Linked DNA regions of Homo sapiens: region 2 is linked to region 1. A link is a loop called in an ENCODE intact Hi-C map of the cell type or tissue named here. Cell type or tissue: B cell. All regions are shown on one strand.

The links. Peaks named below come from ENCODE experiments on the same cell type or tissue, not always from the same donor. Only the 100,000 strongest peaks of a DNase experiment are listed, where the experiment ranks them.
Region 2: a loop joins it to region 1, with 2.6 times the contacts of the local background. A loop is called at or near these places in 2 of 110 quality-filtered maps.

What each region holds. Positions count from the first base shown.
Region 1 is chr4:78,863,544-78,866,043 of GRCh38, reverse strand. BMP2K (BMP2 inducible kinase) reads right to left here. Exons shown (of 16, transcript NM_198892.2): 10 at 324-487. Among named protein-coding and RNA genes, the nearest start is that of PAQR3, 75 kb to the left of the region's middle. In B cell, CTCF peaks have their summits at 1,224 and 1,423 (motif pointing right); a DNase peak (open chromatin) is centred at 1,433; H3K27ac peaks cover 813 bases.
Region 2 is chr4:78,666,638-78,669,137 of GRCh38, reverse strand. All of the region lies in intron 2 of LINC01094 (long intergenic non-protein coding RNA 1094), which reads right to left. Among named protein-coding and RNA genes, the nearest start is that of LINC01094, 22 kb to the right of the region's middle. In B cell, no CTCF peak of the experiment used is centred here; a DNase peak (open chromatin) is centred at 1,137; H3K4me3 peaks cover 1,973 bases; H3K27ac peaks cover 2,308 bases.

The DNA.
Region 1 (2,500 bases):
CTTTTTCCATACCGTTGAACTTTATTCCCAACCTCAAACCCTATTAGTTGATGACTCTAGGGATAAGAGTTTGTATTTATAGTATCAAAGCAAATTGTGAGTTTTTTGTACCATACTTTTATATTGCCAGTAACTTCCCTTTGCCTACAACAATTGAATTGTTGAGAAACCAACTGAATTTATTAGACATCAATAGAAAGTTTCTGAAAGCATTATGTTATCTACTTTACAATATTAAGGATCACCTGAGGTCAGGAAATCAAATCATGAAAGGTTTATTAACATTAACCTTTAAGAGGATGAGGTTGGCGGGGCTCTATTACCTTTTGGTCTATGGTTACCGAATTCACCAGGAGCAAGGACTTTAACAGGTGTTGCTGAACTTTGAATGGTCAGCACACTGGGAGTGGCAGTAGTAGCAGAGTTGGCCTTTGGTCTTTGTCTTGGTGCAATTGAGGTTTCTGTTGGTCCAATGGTATCTGTTATTCTACAACAGAAGAATATATTTCATTCTAAATACTGGGATTATTTCTAATTTACTATTTATTCTATAAAGCATCCAACTCAACAGATACATTTTAACTATTACTGATAATCGCATTAGTCCTCATCTTTCTCCTAAGGCTCATTTTCAAGTATTAAACGTTTACTAAACACAGAAAAATAAATAAAACTAACAATTTTCCTTAAAACAGTACACAACCATTCATAATCTCCTACTGAAACCAGCAGAAAAAGAATATAGTCCCAGAAACTGCTCTTAAGGAGATGAAATGATACTGAAAGGAAATAAACAGAAACCTTTTCATAAGCTTTTGGACAAAACTGACAGCCACTCTCTGAACTTGTCAGGGAAATAAAAATAAGAAACAACAAGGAATAATCTCCCTTTACTTGGACTCCAAGGCATAAAAAAAGAAAAGACTGTGGCCTAGGGCACGTTAAACAAAATAAGCCAAAACTTTTAACAGATGCCACCTGCTCACATTCAACTTCTTGAATCTTTAACTTTGCTTTACTTAGAACACAGAATGGAAAGTATATAAAATTTATCCCACTAGGACTTAGTTTAGGCCCCAGATGTGAGTGGTTAAGCAGTAAACACAGTTTTGAAATCAAGAAACAATAAATATAATTTGAGAAGACACCAACATTTGCTTTTTTTAAAAAACAAAAAAGGTAAAATATTTATATATTTATCAACTTGCTTTCTATAAATTAAGTACAAAAACTCAAATACTTGTTAATAGGACCAAATGTTCACTTTCCAACAGGATTCACAATAAAATATCTTTATTAAATCCCCTTACACATTTTCAAGTGAATACTTAAAATTTTTACATACATATGATTTATGAAGCACACATCTGCTGCATTTGCATCTATCAACAAGTGCACAGATCCAGTTATTTCCCAATATCTGTGTGTACCACAAGAGGGAGCCCTATTAACAACTATCTTTCCAAGAGGTACCAAAAAAAAAAACGTGACACTGAATCAAAAGATCTTAGAATTATATGTATGCCGTTTTCTGAAAGTAACACTTAAGCTCTAGATGGGATGGGGATGGTAAAAGACATGAAAATTTAACTAATAGGCCAAATATATACAGATATTACATATATATATACACCGATATATATATCGGTGTATATATATATGTAATCAATTATATCTTGTTTTAATGATAATCAAGTATTTACTGACATTAAATTATTGATGTGGCATTACAATCAATGCTATACTCCCTAAGCTCAAGTAATTTGGGGGAAATATTGTACACAATCTCTCTCTTTAACTATCCATTCTGTATTAAACGGCTAGTACAGGCCAGACCTGATGTTGCCTTGTTGCTGGTCTAAACCCTCTTTACAGATTCACAACACACGTAGGCATAGCAAAAGCCCTAAGAAGCATATTAAAAGTCTGTATACTTTGTTCACTCTGATGTCTCTGTTTTATCAATACAGTAATATGTATTGTACATTTACTGATATCCAGCAAAACACTGCATAACACCCTGTCTTCAAAGAATTTACAGCATACCTAGGAAGACAGGGCATATGTTAGTGGAAATGTAATAAATATAAGATAGTAAAAATCATCAGTGCCAAGCTAGTGCTGTCAAGAATTTATGGAGATGTAATTGTACTTTTAACCTAATTTGGCTACAGAAGGCTTCAGGTAGAAACTGGGGTTTAAAATTTTCATAATAAGTTTGACTTTATTAGGCAGTGACAAAGAAACCAGGCATTCTATGTGAAGGAATGGGAAGAAAATGCCTGGGCAGATTAGGCATAGGGAAGATACAAAATCGACTGAAGTTAAAAACAGTAATTATTGCATCGATACTGCTGTACAGTCTCATTTTCACTATTACAACAGTCACAGAGCTGTTTTTCTGCTTCCCTTCTTTTCTCCTTGCCATCACCTGAACAAAATCATCACAGGTTTCCTAGAACTCAGACTCACACTCTCCTGCTTAAAATCCTTCAATGTT
Region 2 (2,500 bases), 200 kb after region 1:
TATTCCAATAGAGTGTGTGTGTGTGTGTGTGTGTGTGTGTGTGATATTTTTTTCCCTAACCAGGCTATAAGCTCAATGAGGGCAAGGACTATATGTTGCCCATCATGACTCTATGCCTATTTAGTGCCTGGCATATTTGTTGAATGAATGAACAAACACTAGCTACTTTGTTAGTTCCTCCTGTTTCCGTTGCAGAATTATTAAAACTAATTTGAATGGAGAAGGAAATTGGTTGAGTCAGGTATCTAGGAGGTTCAGGAATCAGTTGGCTTCAATCATAGCTCTGTGGAGGTTAGACTACACTTCTTTTCTTCTTCTTACCCCTTCCACTCTTCCCCTTCTTTTTCCTCTTTCTTTCCTCCCCATTCTCCCTCTTTTCCTCTTCCTCCTCCTTCTCCTTTTGCTCCTCTGTCTCTGCCATTTTCTCCTTCTGCGGCTGGACCTGCTCCACCTCCTCCATGCAGGGTGGTGAAGATGGCACAGGGAAGCTCTGGGATCTCTTGCCCTAGCTTAGCATCCCAGGGGAAAGAAACATATCTATTTCAACATCACTATTTTAATTTCAGGAACAGATAATTTTAGGGTTGGCCAGGCCTGTGTCCTATGCTCCCAGTGTGGCTGGAAGGGGGGTAGGGTACAGTGATAGGCAGCCCCTCTGAAACCATGTGGAAGCAGGGAATAGTGGTTTCCCCAAGGAAGGAATGATGAAAATAACATATGTCTGCCATAAATATTTTCTTAGGGAATTTTATTAAGAAGTAAAGAAGAGGCTACTTTTAATATGAAGCAACTTCCTGTCTTTTTGAATTAAAGTTCCTTAGATGGAGCTAAATTATGACCTTTTGAATTGTTTGACTTAGATCATAAACTTTTACAAGATGAAGTACACTTTATTCTTCGAGTCTCAAGGTGTTAATAAGTCAAGTGCAGTAATAAAGAGAAGCCCACCTACAACCTTTTACATCTATCTGTTCAGCAAAGCAGAGGACAGCAAAACATAGTTGTTTTATTTTGGCTTCCAGCCACATAGGAACTTTAGAAATTTGTTTGCAGATAAACTGTTTCAATGTTGGAGAGGAACTGTACTGCTCAGTAACTACTATGGGATGCAGATCCCCATTTCATGGAGAAAAAGCTGCAAGCAGCGTGCTCATTTGCTGTGCATATGGAAAAACATAGAATGCTCACCATTCACATGACTGCTAAAGCATTGAAAGTACTGATATTTCTGTACCCTCTATTCTCAGAGGGGGAAGTGGGTTTTCAGTTTTGAGCATTCGTTGATTTGCCTAGGTTCCTATGTTTGAAAGTTGTCTTCTGGGAAAGAAGTAATAATAAAAAAAATTTTTGTTTTAAAAAAAGACCAAGCTTTTCTTATCCATTGCTGCTTCAGGGTACTTTACTTTTATATCCTTCCCACATTGGCGTGAACTGTCTGAGAATGCAACCGTTTTGTTGTTGCTGCTGTTGTTGTTGTTATTGTTAATTTTTAAACAAATATTTTTGTAGAGATGGGGTCTCACTCTGTTGTCCAGGCTGGTCTCTAACTTCTGGCCTCAAGCAATCTTCCCACCTCGGCCTCCCAAATTGCTGGTATTACAGGTGTGAGTCATTGGGCCTGGCCTGCATCATTTTTTAGAAATAGAGAATGAGTGTGACAAGTATTCTATTCAGTTGCCCAATAATGTAGTCAGATCAGATACTTAATTGCAGCTAGAAAGTATTAAGTGGGTTCTTTTTTTTTTGGTCACAGGTCTTTTTTTTATATATAAATTTGATCTTAAGTAGAAGAAATAGTGAACTTCTCTGCTTTTTAAAGTTATAAATATATATGAATAAGAAAATACTGACAGAAATGAAAACAACCTCACATCCTGTACTTCCTGACATCCTCTTTTAATTTTGTAAAGTTTCCTGTCATTATTTTCCAGTGTATTTATTTTTAAGGAAGTGTCTTTAGCAAGAAGAAAGAGACAAGCACTGCTTCCCTTCCCCATATCCCTCCCTCTCTCCCTCTCTCTCTCTCTCACACACACTCAGACACTCACATACATACACACACACGCCCCTCAGAGATTTAGCAATTTTGCAGTATTATTATTCTACGATTCAGCAACCATGACCCATTTCTAGGTGGACACATAGATTTGGGAAGCAGTGGAGTGAAGCTTCAGCACCAAAGGGAAAGCAAGAGGTACTAGGTCCTAGATCTCTACATTTATTCATGGTGAAGGTGTGATGAAATAAACATGTCGTAATATCATTAGTTATTGTTGTTAAGCTACCATTCATTGAGCTATTGCTAGGTATTATGTGCTAAATACTAAGTGTGCTGTCCTAAGTCCTAAGTACTTTACATGCACACACAGACACACACACACACACACACACACATACATTGCAGGTTTGTAATATGCCCACAATTTTTTAAATCAGCTTTGTTTCTTTTTCTTTTTCTTTTTTTAGAGACAAGGTCTCGCTCTGTTGCCCAGGCTGGAGT